Regions from separate parts of the Homo sapiens genome. Here region 2 is linked to region 1. A link is an interaction called in ENCODE POLR2A ChIA-PET data of the cell type or tissue named here. Cell type or tissue: Panc1. All regions are shown on one strand. Links, peaks and the distances in the headings refer to the core of each region. The heading gives the core; the rest is flanking DNA.

Region 1 (5,384 bases), core at 269-5,268:
CATCCTCCCTTTTAGCCTACTAATGAACCCTCTGTGGTGGGTAGCAGTATTAATCCTATTTATCGGTGAGGTGGTAAACTGAGAAAGGTAAAACAAATTACTTTAAATTCAAACACAAACCTCCGGCTTGTTGAGCTATTTTTATTATTCCACAGTTATGTTTTAAACATACTCTCATAGCATATTTTTTTTTTGCTCTTTTTCATTTTAAATACTCTTAAGTCTTGGGGATATTAATTTATAGAGTTTTCAATAATTTATAATTATTGAATAATTGATAAGTTAACTTTAATTTCAGTGAATTGTTCGTCTTTAAATATGAAAGATTAGAGATGTATGCTTCAGGTCAGGATGGAGTAACAGAGACTTGATTTATTATCCTGACTGAACAAACAAAAAATGGACAAACTATATGAAATAATGGCTTCCAAGCCAATGGGCATCAGGCAGTGAAAGACAACGATCCCTGAAAAGTAAGAAACAAACATGGTGACAGTACAGTTGTCCCAGTTTACCGCCTAGACAAAGTTTCCAGGTGTAAGGCAGGGAGAGGAAACTCACGCAGAATCTGGGAGACTCTGAGTTGGGCATTTGGAGTTGAAACTCCAGGGGACCACAATGACTTGCAGGATGGAGAGAAGGCTGAACAGAGAGAGAGCTGTTGGAGATCTGCAGAGGATCCGCCATACGTATTCAACTGAGCGTTGGGTAGGAGGACATTAGGGACATTGAAGGCCAGGGAAAGAACCAAATGAAAAGATTGGAAAGAGAGGCTAACCCAGTGCTAACTCAAAGCTGGGAAGAGTGCCTGTTCTCATGAGCAAGAGAGGAAAGTATCAAGATTCACTGGGCATTGAGTGATATACAGAAGGGTTTTGCCCAGTAGTGGGGGATAACTTGCACTAGATGGAGCATGACTCCAGGCCTTCCTAACAAATGTGAAGAGCAAGACCCAAAAAGATAAAAATGTTTCTAAGCAACTTAACTGCATCCCAGAATAAAGTTCAAGAATATTTATAAGAATACAAAAATATCCAGCATCCAAAAACATAAAATCACAGTGTCTGGCATTCAATCAAAAATTACCAGGCAATCAAAGAAGCCTGAAAATAGCAATATAGTTAAGAGAGAAAGCAAAACAAAACTAATGAGGACACAAAACTAATGTTAAGATTATGAACATTAAGACAAGGACATTAAGACATTTATTTTTACTATGTTTAATGTGTTCAAAAAGTTAAGTAGAGTCGTGGAACATATAAAAAGACCCAAACCAAACTTCACTGGAGAGAGAAACTCCAGTGTCTGAAATGAAAAATAACCTAGATGGATTTAACATTTGGCTGATTTTGGATAAAATTACAAAAGCAATTCAATGAAGAATAGATAGTCTCAACAAATGGTAGTGGTACCATTGAATATCCATATTTAAAAAACTAAACTTTGTTGATATATATGCCTCACACCATGTGTAAAAATTAACTGAAAATGGATCATAGGCTTATGTTTATAGTTTCTTCCAAAACTATTACACTTTTGGAAGAAAACAGAAAAACATGTTTTGTGACTGGATTAGGCAGATACTATTTTAGATACAACACCAAACACACTATTCCTAAAAGAACAAATTGATAAACTGGACTTAAATTACAAGATTTTGTTCTTCAAAAGATTCTTAAGTGAATATATGCACAGGCAACAGACTCAGAAGAAATATTTGCAAATCATATATATGATAAGGGACTTGCATCTAAAATATATAAAGAACTCTTACAACTGAGTGTTAAGAAAGCAAACAACCTAGTGAAAAAAAGGAAAAGGATTTGAACAAACATTTTACCAGAGAACACATAAAAATGCCTATTAATAAGCATACAAAAAGATGTTCAACATCATTAGTAATTAATAAAGTTGCAAATTAAAAACACAGTGTTATACCACTACGCCAGCACTAGAATGGCTAAAATTCGAAATGCCAACCATACCAAGTAGGGGCAGGATTGATGGTGGGGATGTGAAATGCTGCAAGTATTCTGGGAAGCAGCTTTGCATTTTCTTAAAAAGTTACATAGACACTTACCATATGGTCCAGCCATTCCATCCCTAGGTATTCACCCAAAAGTGTCTAAAAATACTCATTGCAGCTTTATATGTAGCAGCCCCATAGTGGCAACAACCCAAGTGTCCATCAACAGGTAAATGGACAGAGAAAATGTGATATGTCCATACAATGGAAAAGTACTCACCGTTGAAAAGCAATGAGCTATGTATACATTCTACAATGTGGCGGAATCTCAAAATAATTTCTTAAGTGAAAGTAGAGGAAAAAAAGAGTTTATATGAATGATTTTATTCATGTAGAATTTTAGGAAATGCACACTAAAGCAAAGTGACATAAACCAGATGAGCAGGAGAAGGGGCTGGAGGAAACTCTTGGAATGATGATGTAACTGTTAATTATCTCAATCATGATGATGGTTTCATGGACGTTTACATATGACAAACTGACCGAATTATTTACTTTAAGCATATCCAGTTTTTTGTATATTAGTTATACCTCAATATATAAAGGTGTGGTTTTTAAAGTTTCATGAAAAATTAAACATTTAAAGTTCACTTTTTCTCTACCAAGGTCTATTAGATAACTTAGGATAGTTGTTAATTTAGGCATAACTCCAGACATTTTGTGTGCTGATTAATATATTTTAAAATTCTAGGCCACGCGTGGTGGCTCACACCTGTAATCCCAGCACTTTGGGAGGCCAAGGCGGGCAGATCACGAGTTCAGGAGATCGTAGCCATGCTTGCTAACATGATGAAACCCCGTCTCTACTAAAAATACAAAAAGAAATTAGCCGGGTGTGGTGGCAGGTGCCTGCAGTCCCAGCTACTCGGGAGGCCGAGGCAGGAGAATGGCGTGAACGCGGGAGGTGGAGCTTGCAGTGAGTCGAGATCACGCCACTGCACTCCAGTCTGGGCGACAGAGCGAGACTCCGTCTCCAAAAAAAAAAAAATTCTCTAAGGTTTCCTTAGGAAAAGAATTCGTGCTAAATAAAAATAGTAATTTTTAATTCATATTGAAATGACGTGTGACCAAAAAAGTGCTTCACTTCACATATGTGGGGATACCATATAATTTTTAGAATGTTCATTCTGTCTTGGTAGAGATGGAGCTTGTTTACCTCATTGGAGTGAAGTGCATTCCATTTGTGAATTGATAGTGCAAATTCTGTAGAGATCAATTTTTTTTAAAAAACCAGGATATTACATCCTGTATGTGGAGGTAATTTAGTTGAGTGGTCAGGGCTTTCCCTTGCTTTTTTTGGATATAATTCCTCACTGGTCTGAATAATCCACAGACCAGTGCTCATTGGCACCTGGATTAATGAAAACCCCCTAGGTATTTCATCTTCAGAAATCACATATGCTGTTGATAATTCCTTTCAGAGTATTCTTAGTAAATGTCATTTTTATAAAGTGTGATTCTGGTATTCAGTTTTATTATTGGTTTTCATTTGAAGGGTAAAGAAGGTAGCCTTTTTTTCAGTATAATTAAAATAACACATATTTCAAGCATGTGAGGTGATAGTCCTGTGAGTTGTAGGGAAAACAGCATTATTTGGAAATCTCTAAATTTCAATACCCTCTCCAGGAAATGAATAATATGGAGTTTTTTTCTACATTAATATTCTCTTATCAATCCTCATTAGTTTTGAAACAGAAAACAAACTGACCAGTATTTCTAATAATATTATTTTACTGACCATGGTAGATTTGTCCATTTCTTGAAGCCTGGTTTAAAAAAAGAAAAAATATAAAAGGTAAGATGTTTTAAATATCCAGAAATAATGCAGCTGCTGGGCAAGAAACCAAACAGAAATTCTGTCAGAGGAATGTGCCTGGGCTCAGGCATGGGACACAAGCAGGTTTGCGTTCTGGCCCACCTGCGAGGGTGGCTTCTGCACCCCACGGTGTGGCCTTTGAAGCAGCGGGGTTTGACCTGGAAAGCAGCAGCATGGGTTTGCACCCTCATAGTGCTCGATGTTGATGGCCCAGTTACCAGCTGGGGGGAGGGTAGGGACCAAAGGAAGGTGGAGGACACCTAGGCCGCCCGGCTGCCGCAGGGCCTGCACTTATGGTCTTTATTGGGAGAAGTCGCCTGCTGGTTTGCAGAGGAAAGGCCATGCCAATTCTAAAGTGAGGTGCAGCCTAGATCATGGAGTGGAGAGTACATTACAGGACATCAGCCTTTGTGGGGGATGGGGCTGGGAGGACCAGCCCAGGCGGCCCAATGTGCATCTCCTCACATGACCAGCTCGTGGTAATGGGCTGGACACTGTGGGGGACTGAATTAGGTCGCTTTATTTTTGGAAACAGTGATGGGTGAGAATAAACCCATGCTTGTGGGTGCAGGGCTGGCCGCCTCCTCCAGCCTATTACGGGTAGTGATGTCATGTTCAGTATGGCCATGGATGACAGAAAGCCTCAAAGTCAGCACTGTTTCTTGTGGAACATGCAAAAGCAGCAGAGATTATGACTTCTCCAGTCCTACAACCGAGGTCTCTCTGCTTCCTGTGTTCCCGCTACAGAACCACGAAGCTGCCCTGAGACGCTCACTCACGCTGTGGGGATGTCAGAGAGCCCCATCGGACCCAAATCCACGATGCTCCGGGCTGATGCGTCCTCGACGCCCTCCTTTCAGCAGGCTTTTGCTTCTTCCTGCACCATTTCCAGCAACGGCCCTGGGCAGAGGAGAGAGAGGTAAGAAGATGGATCTTTAAACTTGGCACAAGTTCCCCTTAAAGACCCAGAATGCTGAGAGGCATGTGGGACCAGCGGGGGCTTGCTCTTCAGAGAAGCTGAAGCTAGACCAGGCAGGGACTGGCCTGAAGATGGGGCGGGGCAGGGGACCAGGGCTGTGTGCACGACACTGCTACCGCCGGGGACAGGTGTATGTGGTGACATACGAGAAAATATAGGGACATACAGGAAATACAGGAAAAATCAGTCTTAGAGGGCTTCTGGTTTACAGAAAGACCTGGGGGTGGGAGAGGGTGGGTATTAACAGGGAAAAATGGCCTATTTCTGCTTCACAAAGATACTACCCCTGAGGACATTCATACGTGAGACCATTCCACTTGCTCAGAGTAGGAATAAGTTTCTTTATGCTTTGTTGTATGAACACGTAGCTCCCTATTTAACTTTTTAAATTCTACCTCTGTTCTCCTTAAAATAAAAGAGGAGCCCTCATTTAAGGACATTACGCATAGACTCTGTACCCATGAATGTTCCATTGCTAGTGAAATACGTGTGTCACGTGGTGTGGTTTTAGCTGTCTTTCCGTACTCGTAAGTGGTTGGTAATTTCCAGTAGTCTTTGTGGTA
Region 2 (5,384 bases), core at 104-5,103, 540 kb before region 1:
CACTGCAACCTCTGCCTCCCGGGTTCAAGTGATTCTCCTGCCTCAGCCTCCCGAGTAGTTGGGATTACAAGTGCGCATCACCACGCCCAGCTGATTTTGTATTTTTAAGTAGAGATGGGGTTTCACCATGTTGGTCAGGCTGGTCTCAAACTCCCAACCTCAGGTGGTCCGCCCATCTCGGCCTCCCAAAGTGCTGGGATTACAGGTGTGAGCCACCGTGCCTGGCCAAAGTGTTTGTTTTTAATGAGATGCAGGGTGAAAGTGTTATGTAGGAGTTTTTACTAAGAGACCAGGTGGTGTTGTGGAATTAAGCACATTGACCCTTTTTAGTCCCAGGCTACCTCCTTGCAGTGACAAGGATGTTTTGCACAAATTGAGTAAACTCTTGATAGAAATTTGACTAAAACCTTTGAGAGAGAAGAAAAAAATGAGAAATCCCTATTTTGTTTTTATCTCCTAGATTCTCTGAGAAACCTACTCCCTCTGATTTTCTTGTGAAGCAGATCTACTTCTGGGATGAGTCAATTGTGCAGATTTATATACCTGCTGCTTCTCAGAAAGGTCAGTGAACAGGGCGCCTTATTTTCCCTTTCTGTTTACATGATTAAAACATCCCCTATAACCTTTGTATGTATAGTGGTGTTTTTCTTTATTCATGACAAAAACATCAGAATCCTTTCTCTGCTTGCTTATAAACAAACTGCTCCACTATAGATCCCACACATGGAAACTGCCCCATGATGAGCGCCATCCTTGTGATGCAGTGGCTGGTGCTGCTCACTGCCCTACCCATCTCTTCCCAGGTGGTCTCTGGCGCCTCCTCCTGATCCTTAGGGCTCTGCTTGTGCTCAGGCTAAGTCTTTGCCTGAAGCACCCTCCTGCCTTGCTTCCCTCAAACTAACCTCTGCTGAGCTTCCCTGACCTCAGAGTTGACCCAGGACTTCTGAGACGTCTCTGTGTCTCACGTATCAATAGGGCACAGGACCCCCTCTGAAGCAGTGTGGGGGCAGAGTGTGAAGTTTGGGGCTCACCCCTTCTCCGTGGTCTGCCCCTGGTGGCTTAGGATTCTGAGCCTCAGTAACCCCTTCCCCAAAAAAGCAAGAAACTGGAGCTCAGTGGGCTGAAGTGGCACCCACAGGCAACTCACCAGACACGCGCCTTACACTGACTTCCACAGGCCCTGGCCCTGGAGAGGAGCTGGCTTCTGACTGTCAGTGAGTGCGCCAGACCCATTGTCTCTACATGTTTACTGGGATATAGTTATTTTCTTCTGAGAACCAGTATTTGTTTCTTTTAAAAATGAATCAAACTGTATTGCTCATCAAATTCAAATTCTCAATGGTATTTTTTAATGTTGCATTTCATGTGTTCTTTTTCACAGTTTTTATTGTAATTTCAAGCTGATAGAAAATTAGAAAAATACGCACAACATATACCCATATCCTTTTCCTTGAGATTCACCATTTGTTGATTTCTGCCACATTTGCCTTATCTGCATGTGTACAGGTGTGCACATGTGGGTGGGGGATGTTTTTGAGGGAGAGGACAAGCCGTTAGAGAGAAAGTTGCAGGCCCCATGACATACCACCCCTGAATACTTAAACATCTCATGAAAACAAGGGCATTCCCTACAAAACTCAGTACATTATCATAAGGAAAAGAAATCAACATTAATTCAAGAATATCTATTCTGTTATCCACATTTAAATTTTTAAAATCCCCCCAAATGCCTTCTATAGCTCTTTATATTTTTTAATCAGAAGTAGGTCAAAGTTCATGAATGCATTTTGTTGCTGTGTTTTTATATAGTCCCTTTAAAAATCTACAACACCCTCCCAATTTTTGCCTTTTTTTCAGACTTTTTTTTATGAGCTTAGGTTAGTTATTTTCTGCATGTTGTACATTCAGGAAATTGCCTGACTGTTTCCTCATGATTAAATTCAGTTCACAGATGATTGGCAGCATATTCCATAGGCGATGGTGCTAAGTTTGGTAATTTGCTTGGGGAAAGAACCTCCAATCTCTCCATTTTCCCCTTTGTGAGATGATACTTTTGAGACCACCTTAGTATCTTCTTGCCTTACAAACTGTCACCCCATGATTTTAAGGATCCATGGGTGATATAGGTACATAGAAGGCTACAAAACGGTGATTTGCTAATTCCACCATGAATTAGCTGGCATTCTTCAGTAAAGAAGAGCTTCAGTCTCTCTCTGTCTTACTCTTGCTCTCTTGTCTCTATGGTGCATGGTGTTTCTTAAAAATTCAATGTGTTAAAAAAAAAATTCAATGTGTTTAGTTCACCTCCATTATTTTACTTTTTGATGCACAAATTATTCCAGTGGGAGCTCCTCCAAGATGCTTCCTGAGGTTTTCTTGACATGACATCACAATCCTCAAGTGCTTCTTTACTTTCTGGGACACCAGCGTGTCCTGGCTTATCCTGTGTTTGGCCAGCCCTTCCTTGGAACCGGCCATGTCCTCAATGAGGCTTGGCTCATTGATGGGAAATGACATTAGAACACAAGAACTGCGCATCACATTTGCTCATTGCTATTGGGGCGTCACTGATTTAACGTCTGTGTGTGTGTGTGTATGTGTGTGTAAAATGAGTTAATCACAATGCCTTAATTCAAATCCAACACCCAGGGTTCCTTATTACTTTCTCCCATTGTGTGTTCAGATCCCCATTCTCCTACAGTGAGAATTCCAGTTGCCAAAATATGAGAACTTGAGAGCCAGTTTCCAAAGAGCAAAATTCACTTTGCTCTATCCTACAGTATACACCAAATCGTTTTAGAATTAAAGCACCTGTACCCCTAACAATCACAAACCTACCAGATAAAGTTCAATATTTCTTTCTAGATTTTTTGTTTAGTTTTGACTTTACATTCTTACATGATATATTACAGTAAGAGCACATAGTCAAAAGTTAGTTGAATTAATTATTTTCTCTGTGGGTTTTTGCTATACGTTTTATATACAGCTAGGTTCACTTTTTTGCATGTACTTAATGCTAAGCCTTACTTTTATCCTTTTTTTTTTTTTTTTTTTTGAGACAGAGTCTTGCTCTTGTTGCCCAGGCTGGAGTGCAATGGTGTGATCTCGGCTCACTGCAACCTCTGCCTCCTGGGTTCAAGCGATTCTCCTGCCTCAGCCTTGTGGGTAGCTGAGATTACAGGCATGCACCACCAGACCCAGCTAATTTTTGTATTTTTAGTAGGGACAGGGTTTCACCATGTTGGTCAGGCTGGCCTTGAACTCCTGACCTCGGGTCATCCATCCTCCTTGGCGTCCCAAAGTGCTGGGATTACAGGCGTGAGCCACGGCGCCCGTCCCCATTTTTTAACATTAATTTATGTTTTGAATTTGTGAGACATTTTTATTGTTCAGATGTCTAAAGCACATTTAAAGATGTATGTATTCAGAGCTAAATCTTTCAACAGCCTTATTCTTATACCTTGTTATCACCTAGTCCTTATAGGTAATTGTTTTCATTTGTTTCCTTTATTTTATTTTATTTCAGTAGTTTTTGGGGAACAGGTGGTTTTTGGTTACATGAATAAGTTCCTTAGTGGTGATTTGTGAGATTTTGGTGCACCCATCACCCGAGCAGTATACCCTGCACCCTATGTGTAGTCTTTTATCTCTCACCCCCTCATCCTTACCCCTAAGTCCCCAAAGTCCTATTATGTCATTCTTATGCCTTTTCATCCTGATAGCTTATCTCCCACTTATAAGTGAGAACATAAAATATTTGGTTTTCCATTCCTGAGTTACTTCACTTAGAATAATGGTCTCCAACTCCATCCAGGTTGCTGCAAATGCCATTATTTTGTTCCTTCTTATGGCTGAGTAGTATTCCATGGTGCATACATACCATATTTTCTTTATCCACTCGTAGGTTGATGGGCATTTAGGTTGGTTCTGTTGTACTAGTTTACATTCCCACAGGCAGTGTAAAAGTATTCCCTTTTCACCACATACACAACCAAAATCTATTATTTTTTGACTTTTAAAAATTATGGCCATTTTTGCAGGAGTAAGATGGTATCTCATTGTGGTTTTAATTTGCATTTCCCTATTACTTAGTGGTGTTGAGTATTTTTTAGCCATTTACATATCTTCTTTTGAGAATTGTCTGTTCAGGTCCTTGCCCACTTTTTGATGGGGTTATTTGTTTTTTCTTGCGATTTGTTTGAGTTCCTTATGAATTCTGGATACCAGTCCTTTGTCAGATGCATAGTTTGCAAATTTTTTCTCCTACTCTGTTGCTTGTCTGCTTACTCTGCTGATTATTTCTTTTGCTTTGAAGGAGCTTTTTGGTTTAACTAGGTCCTATCTATTTATTTTTGTTTTCATTGCATTTGCTTTTGGGTCTTGGTCATGAATTATTTGCCTAAGCCAATGTCTAGAAGAGTTTTTCTGATGTTATCTTTTAGAATTTTTACAGCTTCAAGTCTTAGATTTAAGTCTTTGATCCAGCTCGAGTTGATTTTTTACATAAAATGAGAGATGAGGATCCAGTTTTATTCTTCTACACGTGGCTAGCCAATTATCCCAGCACCATTTGTTGAATAGGGTGTCCTTTCCTCACTTTATGTTTTTGTTTGCTTTGTCAAAAATCAATTGGCTTTAGGTATTTGGCCTTATTTTTGGGTTCTGCATTCTGTTCCATTGGTCTACATGCCTATTTCTATGCCAGTAGCATGCTGTGTTGGTAACTATAGCCTCGTTGTATAGTTTGAAGTCTGGTAATGTGATGCCTCCAGATTTGTTCCTTTTGCTTAGTATTGCTTTGGCTATGTGATTCCATATGAATTTTAGGATTGTTTTGTCTAGTTCTGTGAAGAACAATGATTATAATTTTTTTTTTCTTTTGAGACTGGAGTTTCACTCTTGTTGCCCAGGCTGGAGTCCAATGGCACGATCTTGGCTCACCACAACCTTCACCTCCTGGGTTCAAGTGATTCTCCTGCCTCAGCCTCCTGAGTAGCTGGGATTACAGGCATGCGCCACCACACCCGGCTAATTTTGTATTTTTAGTAGAGACAGAGTTTCTCCATGTTGGTCAGGCTGGTCTCGAACTCCCGACCTCAGGTGGTCCACCTCAGCCTCCCAAAGTGCTGGGATTACAGGCGTGAGCCACTGCGCCCAGCCTCGATGATTATAATTTTATGGGAATTGTTTTCCTGATGTTTCTTTTTGGGAAAATAAGCCCATGCATACCCACATTATTTCCCCTTATTTCTTACACTCATTTGCATTGTGCTTTTCTTACTTAAATTACATATTTAGAAATCACTCCGTATGTATTTATTCATCGATATCTTTTTTTTTTAACTGCTATGTGCTTCTCCATTGTATAGATGGACCGTAGTTTA

Evidence for each region. Peaks named below come from ENCODE experiments on the same cell type or tissue, not always from the same donor. Only the 100,000 strongest peaks of a DNase experiment are listed, where the experiment ranks them.
Region 2: POLR2A ChIA-PET joins it to region 1 with 9 read pairs; 3 of 35 experiments call an interaction of 5 or more read pairs at or near these places.

Annotation. Positions count from the first base shown.
Region 1 is chr7:47,304,209-47,309,592 of GRCh38, reverse strand. TNS3 (tensin 3) reads left to right here. Exons shown (of 31, transcript NM_022748.12): 21 at 4,590-4,761. Among named protein-coding and RNA genes, the nearest start is that of SNORD151, 160 kb to the left of the region's middle. In Panc1, for the core only: no CTCF peak of the experiment used is centred there; no DNase peak of the experiment used is centred there; H3K27ac peaks cover 451 bases.
Region 2 is chr7:47,848,304-47,853,687 of GRCh38, reverse strand. PKD1L1 (polycystin 1 like 1, transient receptor potential channel interacting) reads left to right here. Exons shown (of 57, transcript NM_138295.5): 31 at 461-561. Among named protein-coding and RNA genes, the nearest start is that of PKD1L1-AS1, 56 kb to the right of the region's middle. In Panc1, for the core only: a CTCF peak has its summit at 813; no DNase peak of the experiment used is centred there; H3K27ac peaks cover 2,257 bases.